Regions from separate parts of the Mus musculus genome. Here regions 2 and 3 are each linked to region 1. The links are chromatin contacts, found by POLR2A ChIA-PET in ENCODE. All regions are on one chromosome and are shown on one strand. Each heading gives the region's core, a stretch centred on a gene start or an enhancer-like site at or near the end of the contact. The rest is flanking DNA. Distances are from core to core; before and after follow the strand shown.

The links. ChIA-PET counts read pairs that join two places held with the same protein, here RNA polymerase II (POLR2A).
Region 2: POLR2A ChIA-PET joins it to region 1 with 11 read pairs in embryonic stem cell. The contact joins the enhancer-like site here to the promoter of Ssbp4 in region 1. POLR2A ChIA-PET finds 5 or more read pairs at or near these places in 4 of 5 experiments (Patski and embryonic stem cell).
Region 3: POLR2A ChIA-PET joins it to region 1 with 11 read pairs in Patski. The contact joins the promoter of Mast3 here to the promoter of Ssbp4 in region 1. POLR2A ChIA-PET finds 5 or more read pairs at or near these places in 3 of 5 experiments (Patski and embryonic stem cell).

Annotation. Positions count from the first base shown.
Region 1 is chr8:70,606,841-70,610,139 of GRCm38, reverse strand. It overlaps Ssbp4 (single stranded DNA binding protein 4), which reads left to right and starts at 1,826. Exons shown (of 18, transcript NM_001372473.1): 1 at 1,826-2,015. The coding sequence starts at 1,960.
Region 2 is chr8:70,819,248-70,822,546 of GRCm38, reverse strand. Il12rb1 (interleukin 12 receptor, beta 1) reads right to left here. Exons shown (of 16, transcript NM_008353.2): 14 at 3,126-3,222; 15 at 2,784-2,865; 16 at 1,123-2,032. The coding sequence ends at 1,676. Among named protein-coding and RNA genes, the nearest start is that of Il12rb1, 12 kb to the right of the region's middle. Within about 2 kb of position 1,791, at least 1 of the 3 ENCODE cell types and tissues checked has a DNase peak (open chromatin) inside an H3K27ac peak, as active enhancers do.
Region 3 is chr8:70,790,649-70,793,947 of GRCm38, reverse strand. Mast3 (microtubule associated serine/threonine kinase 3) reads left to right here and starts at 1,515. Exons shown (of 26, transcript NM_199308.2): 1 at 1,515-1,722. The coding sequence starts at 1,634.

The DNA.
Region 1 (3,299 bases), core at 577-3,076:
TCCACTCTCCTCCGGGACTCCCACCGTCCTCGCTGCCGCCGGCCCTCCCTCCCTTTGTCCGGCTCTGTCTCCTGCTTTCCCCAGCTGACTCTTTTCTCCAGGAGTCGTAGCAAAGTGTCCCCGCTGGGTCCCCAGGGCCCGGTAGACAGCAGGCGCTCAATAAATAGTTCCGGGGGTTGGGGTGGGTGAAGACACTGAATCAAAAATTTGTGGCTGAGAGAGGGGAAACCTTGCGTCCTGGGCATCTCCAGACCTTGGGGACACAATTGAGGGTGGAAGGAAACTCGGAGCTGCGTGCTGTGCCTCCCGGCTGCACTCGCAACCTCTCTGTGTCTCGCTGAGAACAGGGCCTGCAAAGAGCTGTAGTGCGCGGTGGCCCAGGCGCACCGACGGCCTTCCTGGCACCCAGCAGTCGCCAGCCCCGCGGCGGGGAGAGGAAGCTGGGGGAGGGGGTGGCGGGCCAAGCAGGAAATGGGAAAGGCCGGCGTCGGCCCAGCTGAGCCCTGGGGGAGGAGGCGGGGCGCGCCCCGGCAGCCTTTCCTGAGCGCCTGGAACCACGGCGGCTCGGCTTCCCGCCCGCCCACTAGGGTGGGGGCGGGGAGGCCCGGGCTAGGGGATCTGCCTGCACCAGGGACACCACGCGAGACTTAGCGCCGTGGTGACCTGCATGCTGTCACACTCACACAGGAAACCTGAGCTCATGACTGCGCCACCGGGTGCTGACGACCCACCTGTGCGCAATCTCCAGCAAGTCCCCACTAAACCCGTCGTGTCCAACCGGGGACACTTGCAGCGATAGCAAGCCTTAGCCTGGATGCTTCCCGACGCCCATGCGCCACGACCCCTCGTGCTCTCACGGGGCCGCGTGTTATACACGTGCGTCTGCGCTGGAGTGGGGGAAAGAAGCATGCTCTCATTCCCAGCGTGCACCCAGAGGTGGAGGCAGGAGGACCACCTGTTCAAGGAGCCTTAGTGAAGTAGAGAGCTGGAGGTCAGCCTGGGCTACAGGAGACACCGTTTTTACTCCGACTTTGAGACAGGGTCTCACTATGTATTGGCTGCTGTCCTGGAACTCGCCATATAGACCAGGCTGGCCTCGAATTCACAGAGATCCTCCTGCCTCTGTCTACCGCGTTAAGAAACACTTTCAGAAAAACAAACAAAACGTGCTTGGTCTGGGGTTCAGTCCTTACAACGCTGGCATGCATAAAAAAAAAAACAAAAAAAAAAAAACCGGGCTCTGTGCACAGCACACAGACCAGGCTAAGTGGCACACGCCTGTCGTGCAAACGCTAGGGAGGCTGAGGCAGGAGGATTAGAATTTCAGGGTTATCTGTTTTATGTGTTTGAGACAAGCCTGGCCTATATGAAACTCTCTCAAAAGGGCCCCTCACAGCCCGCAGCGCTGTATTGGCTCGCAGAGAGTGTCCTGGGAGTAGAATGTCATGGGCGCATATCCTGTGAGCCCAAGAGCCTAGTGCAGTTCCTGAGTCGAAACGGAGATATCCACAGCACCCCACCCCCACCCCCAGATCTGTACAACTGGGAGTCTTGCTCCGCAGCCGAGGTATGCTTGGAGCTCGCGGCCATCCCCCTGCCTCAGCTTCCCAATTGCACAAATAGCAACTGCTGGAGCGCGTCCCGGGCTTGAATATCTTTGGGGGGAGGTATTGAAGTCTGTACTTATTGGTGCGCAGCCTATTGGTGGGCAGTGCCGCCCCCGCGGGCTCTGCGCGTGCGCGCTCCCAGCGCGCGCGCGGGGGGGGGGCCCACCCGCGCTCCCGCCGTTGCCACTTTAAGAGCGGCGGGAGCGCGCGGTGGCGGTGGCGCGCTTCCCGGAACAGCCCGGGGAGGGCAGCGCGGCGAGAACCCACCCGCGGCCGGAGCTCCCGCGCGGACATGGCCGCGGGGATCGGGGCGCGGGCAGCGATGGCCACGCGCGCCTGACAGGTGCGGAGCATGTACGGCAAGGCGAGCAAGGGCTGCGCGCCCTCGGACGGGCAGGCGCGCGAGAAGTGAGTGCGCGGTGCGGGGCCACGCGGGACCGGGGACCATGGGGTCACGCGAGACCAGAATGGTGCGGGATTTCAGGGGGGACACAGGAGATCCCGAGGAGATCGGGGAGTGACTGGAGATCAAAATGGTGCGGGATTTCAGGGGTACACACGAGATCAAGGGGCTCATGGGGTCACGCGAGACCAGAAGGGTGTGTGATTGTGGGTGTGCGAGACCTGAGGGTCCTTTGGGGTCACAGAATACACAAAGGACAGAATATATTGAGGTACTCGAGTTCCAGGGTCTTGGTGGGGGGGTCACATGAGATAGAGGGCATGGGCATGAGCTTGAGAGCTCCAAGGGGGCTTGGGGTCTCAGAATACCTGAGGGGACAGGAAATCAATGGGTCAAACAAGAGCCAAGGGGTTGCTGGGGTCACGTGGCGGTTCATCGGGTGCAGGATCAGGGGCTCACTAGGGAGTCGGTGGTGTATGGGAGATCAGGAGTTAGGACTTGAGCGGTCACAGGATGCCCAGGGCAGGCACAGCATCTGAGGGTTGTAAGGCCTCGGGAGTTCTGGGGTCACACAAACCTGACAGGTGTGAGCTTTCGGGGTTGGCTGTGAGACCATGGCACTGGAGGACAGCTTCAGGTCTTAGGGCCGCAGAGTCCCAAGTATCCAAGCTGGAGATTTGAAACAGGACACGTGGGTTCATTGTGGCTGCAAATTTGAAGAGGTTGGGTCGGACCCTAATGCCCTGCGGGGTGTTGGGGTTTTGGAGGTTTGCGTGGAAGTTGGACTCCACTGTCGCTTGTAGGCAAAGGTGCGGATTCAAAGCCTAGAGAGGTGCAGAGCCTGACCATGGCGGTCCCGGGACACCTCCCGGAGTCCCAGGTGAGCCAGAATGGGTCTGGCTCTAGACGCCCCACATTGAAGATACAGGGTGCGCTGCCCAGGTGGACAGGCTGTGCTCTAGCTTCCAGTGAGGACACGCCTGGGCTGGCCTTCCTTTCCGAGGTGCCTGTGTGGAGAAGTAGGTGAAGCGGGAACGTTTGAAGTGTGCTGGGAGCCCAGCACTCACCTTTGAGGTGTGAGTGTGGAGGCCTGGATTGTAGCAGGGCCTGAGGGGGCAGCTTGCCTAGAGGCTGAGTTGCCCAGTGCAGCCCTGGGTAGGGGACAGATCACCTGGCACAGAGAAGTCTGGGTCACTGGGCTGCCATGCAAGGCTGGCTCCCTGAGAGCCTGCAGTTAGGACTCATTTATGGTCAGTAAACTCAGTGACCCTTCCTGGCATGGGGCTGCT
Region 2 (3,299 bases), core at 542-3,041, 210 kb before region 1:
GAAAAAAAAAGTGTGGGTGTGATGTCTGGATCCGTGTTTGCCTGCAGTAGCCTGTGAGACATCCCATGCCACAGGGGCTGAGCACGCAGGATGTCTGGAACACAGTAAGGAACTGTGTTTTGCACTGGTGATGGTCAGACCCAAGGCAATTAGCATTATGTTGATCATCCCATCCTGGAGCCACGACATAGGAATCCTAAATTGTTACTCTGCTCCCCGAGCCACGTCCCCAGCCCACTTTGGAAATTCTAGGCAGCTTCTCTGACTCTGAGCCACGCCCCCACTTCCTTAAGGGGGATTCTAGGCTGTCACTCTGTCCGCCACCCACCCGTCTTTCCCTTAGCCAGAAGCCAGATGGAGCCTGTTGGACACAAAATATACTCCACGGAAAGTTTGTCCACCACACGTGGCTGGATGCTGGTGACTGACTCTCCACCCCCAGGTCTGGTCTTGCCTTCTCCACCCGAGTCCAGGCAGACTCTAGGTGTGTTGGCAAATTCTCCCAAGCGTAGAAGTGTCCTCTGCTTCAACCTCCCGGGGTCCCTGGAGGAACCCCAACATACCCCAGCACTGGAAACGGGCTACCATAACCGAAATATTTGTGTAACCACTGTGTGGCTGGACCCGGAGACCACGGCTCCTTCGCCAGCTAGAAGCTTCTATGATAACGCAGGTTCCAGGTCTGGGAGGCCTCGCCCTACTAGCTTCGCATACTCTTGTTATAAAAGGGTTCTCAAACCTTGGGTAGTTCAAACTGGAAAAGTCCAATTTGAGCCTCATGTGCAGGGCGGGCGGAGGCGACACGCGTCGCTGCTGCCTCCTAGCGGCCAAAGTGAGACATTACGGACGCGCGTTTACCGTGGCTGTAGCGCCAGGAAAAGAGGGAACCCAGGGTCCTCTTGACGGGCGGGCGAGCACATGGGAAGGGAGCTGGGCCTCTCGCCTCAACTATCTGTACTACCCAGGTCTTATCTCGGAATTCTAGGTGACTGTCCACACTGTCCTCCAGACAGGGTCTCATGTAGCCCAGGCTACCCTCGGACTCGCTTTGCAGTCCAAGCTCATCTTTCTGCAGCTGCCTCCTGGGTATTGGGATGACAGACGTGCACCACGACGGCCAGATTTAGTTTCTCAGTCTCTGGGAAGGCCCATTTATTAAGTGCCCAATACTCTAATAGGGAAACTGAGTCCAGACGTATAAACTTCCCGTGAATGTCTAGGCCCTGCTTTTTAGGTAACCTAATTTATGACGCTCTAGAGTCATTCTGTGACCCCAGCCAAGGACGCTGGAGGCAAACTGAGCCTGTGACTGACCATGTCCCCTCAGACTGGAAGGACCCCCCCAAAAATAAACAGACCAGTGATAGGGTCCAGCCTTGCCCTGAGGATACCAAGCAAAGCTGCATGAAGCACTTTCCCCTTCTTGGAGGTTTCCATGTTCCCCTCACAGGCGGTGTGGCTATAGGCGCTGGAGGGAGTGGGTGGGAGAAGAGAAGGGTGCTACAGAACCGGGAGAAAGGCCTGGGTCTGCGTCCTGCAAACGCTGTGTGACATCAGGCAAGACAGTCACCTTCTCTGGGCCTCAAGAATCACATCTATAAAATAGGACAGCCATTATGACCAGCTGTTGCAGTTTAGGGGCTCCTGAGGAGGGAGCAGGCTGGAGATGCAACAGTCAGGCCTCTTGCCCCAAAGTGGGCGGTCCCGGCTCCGCAGTCTTATGGGTCCTCCAAAGATCGTCAAGTACAGAGGCTCCCTGGGTCACACCTCCCAGGAGCAGCGGGAGTGTCACGTGGGCCAGGTCACCACGGGGACAGTCCTCCCTAGCCAGGCCCAGGCGCCTGGCCTCTGACAGTGCCTGCACCTGCCTCTGCCTCTGAGTCTCCAAGGGCCGCCTTGTGTCCAGGGCGCACTCAGGGGCGGCCTGGGGCGACTCTGTCCCGTCGCCTCTGTCTCCGGGCATCTCGACCACCAGCGCATCTCGCGGGTACAACACCTCCGGGAAGTCCTCAGGGTTGCACCACTGCCAAGCCTAAAAAGAGGGGGGACAGAGTCAGTGAATTCTCGAGAGGGGCTAAGTAAAGTGCGGGGCGGGGCGGGACTGAGTGAAGGGGCAGGATGGGGGCGGGGCCGGGACTAATTAAGGAGTGTTGGGGTGGGGATGGAGCAAACAGCAGGAACAAGAGGAGGCAGGATGTGTGGGCGGTGCCAAAACTGAGTGAAGGGGAAAGGGGCAGGATCAGAAATTGAGTGATGGAGCAGACGTGGGCGGGACCAGGACTGAGTAAAAGGATGAGGGCAGAGCTAGGGCTGTGGGCAGAGCTATGTAATTGCTCCAGGACTTGGGAGGAGCCAAAACAATGGGAAGAATCCTGTCGTTGGGTGGGACTAAGACTTGGTAGGCGGGGCCAGGATACAGTGTAGCTGAAAACCCCTAACACCCCTCCCCCTCCCAGTGCCTAGAGGAGCACATTCATTCTGTGGAGACCCTCTTCCAAGTCGTCCACCGAAACAGCCAGGGTGAGGCCCCCAAGGTTAGCTACAGCACAGAAACGGATCCCGTCCCCTGGATCCAGCCATGCCTGAAGCCCGAAGCCTTGAGTTTGTTTTTCACATTCCCCTTTAGTTGAAGCCACGTTAAATTCTGATTCTAAGATGACATCCAGAATTCTCCTGCCTATTGGATCTACCTGTCGCCCTTCAGTTTGGGCAAGCTGAGCTGGAGCACACCCACTGCCCAGAGTACATTACTCTGCAGTGGGAAGCTGCGAAGGAACATCTACCTGCTTGCCCTGGCTGCCAGGGAACTCCACGGCAGTGCTGCCACAGGGTGTAGGCAGGGGTGGGCACAAGTGCCAGGCGGCCCTGAGGAACAAAAGGTGACAGATCAGAGAGGGTATTCTTGAGGCTTCCTTGTCCCCGCTGTTATGAAGGGTGTGATGTGGACCAAATGAGAGTCCTGCACACTCAAGATCAGCAACATCTCTGCCCACAACGCAATTCGGTTCCAGGCCCTCTGTGCCTTGGTTTCCGCGTCTAGACCAGGACAGATCTATACTTTGGGGTCGTGAGTGTCCTCAATACTGCTCTAGCAGACAAGGCAGGAGGGGTAAGGCAAGAGTCACCTGTTTAAGCCAATGTATCCGAGACTGCCCACGAGGAGGACGCTGGCGAAGCTTCCCAGAGACGCGAAAATGATGGATAAACGGGAAATCTGCACCTCTGGGGGGCGGGACAATTTGGGTTGAAGGATGTGTGCCCTGTTCCTACCCTGACTGAGGAAGACGCAACTTGACCCA
Region 3 (3,299 bases), core at 266-2,765, 180 kb before region 1:
GCACCCTCCTCCCCATCTGTGACACTCTTTCCCCATGCCCACTGATTCTCTTCTTTCTCATGGTCAAAATTATTATGTTGCCTGTCTGCTTGCCTTCTTTGCTATTTCTTGAGAAAGAAATATCGTCCAGGCTGGCCTTAAGTTCCTACCTGTACCCCTCAAGTCCTGTGACAACAGGTGTGTGTTACCACCTCCAAAAGTGTGGTGAGGGCTGGGATGGAGCCCTCCATGCCAGGCAAGCATTCTGCCAGCACAGCTATATCCCTCTTTCTTTGAAGTTACTCTTTGACATTCTTCATCTGTCTCCTTATCTGAGATCAAGGACTACCTTGAAGTCACCCCTAGATGTCCCAGAGGCAGGTAAACTGTAAGTGTTCAATAAATGTTTATCAAGTGAATAAATGACTGGATATGGGTTTGTGCTGCAGCCAGCAGCATGGGAAACGCCTGACGTGGCAAAGAGCCTGGAGGAGACGTGGCAGAGTCTCAGAGTGACTTGACAAGGATGAGTTGGGGAAAACCTGGGTGCATGTGCCTCAGTTTCCCCAGCTATCTTCTTGCACCAAATATAGGATCTGAGCTTCAAATCCGAGCAAGGCTCTGATCCGGTGTCTAAAAGTCCAGGGAGTCGGGTGCTGTCAGAATGACCACTGGCTACCTAGGACCTGGGGGAAAAGGACATATTCCTTTGGTTTGTAGTATATATGACTTATCGCCTTTGGTAATGGCTTTCGTGGCCATGCACACTGCGTTCATCGCAGACATCATACAGATGGGAAGGAAAGGGGAAGAGCCAGGCAGGGCTAACACCTCCAAGTCAGAGGGCAGACCCGTCACAGCCTGCACTACTAGCACCGCCAAAGCTCTACTCCGCCGTCCAGGCCCTAGCAACGCCCCACCTGCTTGTTGTGGCCCTAGCGACGCCCCGCCCTCACCGCGCAGTGCCCTAGCAACGGCCAGGTAGCCCCGCCCCCCCAATGCTCAGAACCATAGCAAAGCCCTGCCTGGGCTGCTGAGGTCCATAGCAACGCCTCGCTCTCCTGTCAGGGTGCCTCTCCTGGTGCTTAGAGCTCTAGCAACAACCTGCCTGTGTTGCTGAGGTCCATAGCAACGCCCCGCCCTTGCTACCTAGAGCCCTAGCAACGGCCAGGTAACCCCGCCCCCTATGCTCAGAACCCTAGCAAACCCCTGCCTGTGCTGCTAGGGGGCCTAGCAACGCTCACGTTAGTCCCAGAGCCCTAGCAACGTCCACTACGCCGCGCCGATCTGCTCGGGGCCCTAGCAACGCCCCGCGCTGTCCCTCAAGGCCCTGGCAATGCTGGGCACCGACAGGCGGGTTCTAACTGCGCTCCATCCCAGCGCTTCCGGCAGAGCTGTAGCAACAAAAGCTCCTTAGTTGGGGACCCTAGCAACGCCCCGCCTAGCACTGTAGCAACGCCTCGCCCCCCTTCCTCCTCCATCACGACGCCACGCCCCCTCAGGCTCCGCCCCGTGACTGGGCGGGGCTCCCAGCCGGGCTTCCTCCTTGCTACCGCGCGCGCTCCTTGTTGCCCGCGGCCACTGGGCCGCTCTACGGGGCTCAGGCCGAATCCGGCCGATCTGGCCGAGGCCCGGGCAGACGGAGGGCGGCAGCATGTCCGACCCCAGCTACTGGACCGCGGTCGCGGCCCCGGGGCACCGCAGCCGCCTGGCCAAGGGTGCGCTGCTACAGCGTTCCAAAAGGTAGGGACGGCTTGGGGCGCAGGGTCTAGCTGTGGACGCCGGTATTTGAACTTGGGACTCGGGCCTTGCAAAGCGATGAATTTGGGAAGAATGAAGCAGTCTGTTCTGGACACTCAGCGGAAATGTTGGCGCAGATGCAAATACTCATGGCCCAGACTGACGAGTGGGTGGCAGGTCTACAGCCAAGAAGGCATGCTTCTCCTCGGCCCAGGTCCTCCTTTGCAAGGCACAGAGGCCAAGAGAGATGGTGCCTCAACTGTCGACCCAGGTTCTAATTGTAAGATAGCTTTTACCGTGCGGTGTGACTCCAGGTAGTTCTTCAACCTCTCTGTGCTTGTGTTTCTCTGTATTTAGGTTAGCATAGTTGGGAAAAGTCTGAGATGCAAGGACCCTGAGTGCTCGATCCAAAGCTTCGACTGGGCCTTGAGATAGTGTGGTGCCTACCATGGCTTACAGGCCTTTTAGAGCAAGGAACAGTGTAAGCAGTTGGCATTTAATGTGTGCTCAAGTGAGATGATCCAGGTTCTCTGAGGCGTCCAATATGGTTGTTTTCAAGGTCTTGTCTAAGCATAAGGGAAAGGAACCAACCAGTCTCATTGGCTACCGGTGCAGGACCATGGGACAGCAGGGCAGGGAGAGGATGTGGCTGCCAGTGTGTGTCGTGTGCAGAGGGGGGGCGACAGGAAGTCTTGCAGGGCCCTTTGGGTTCCGCTTCTGCACCCACACTTCAGCCTAGGGGGCAATTCTTTACCCTCTTGGTAGCTGGTAGCCCCGATTTCCCTGTGTGAAGAGCAGGTACAGTTGGTGGGTCCCCCAGCTCAATGCTGGTTTGTACTGTGTCCACACCTGTGGCTTAGCTGACTCTGGGGGCGTGGCCTCCTGTAGGCAGGCTCTTAGAGCATAGGTCCCCCAAGGCCAGCTTCACAGGGTGTGTTGATTTTGTGCACCTTCTGGTTGTCCTGATGGGGAAAACAGAGCCTCCTGCAGCAACAGACAGGCTGGGCTCAGCTCCCTAAAACCTATGCCCTTTGCTGCCTGCGGCACCTCCTATCTTGGCCTGCAAACTGCCCTTCTGTTACCCAAAACCCTCCCTGCCTCCTTAGGGCCCCTCCTGTCGCTCCCTCCCTGACACTTTTACAGAGCTGCGTTGGTGGAGGGCTGTGTGGGCTGCTCTCCTTGCCTTCAGTCAGAGCCGCCGTTGCTGGGTGACTGTAGGGGGCTGGGAAGGAGGGCAGGATCCCTGTGACTTCAACTCTGCCAAGGTGGAGGCGAAGCTCAGGGTCTGGTGGGCAGAACGGGCCAGAGACCTGGGCTGGGGGATCAGGGCAGGTGGGCCGAAAGGGACATGGGTTTGTATGTAGCCCACACTGTAGCCCCCAATTCAGAGACTGGATTGAAGGGGTGTGATACCACAGACTGAAGCATTAGCTCTTTGGCAGGATCTTGGGAAGGTAGGGACAGCAGGTTCAGGGACAGGGAGGGGGAGTGGAGCTGGCTTCCTACAACCACAGCCTCTGGGCATCTCCTGTCTCCACCAGACATCTGGGTGTGCCTGGCTGCCATCATGGTGTAAGATG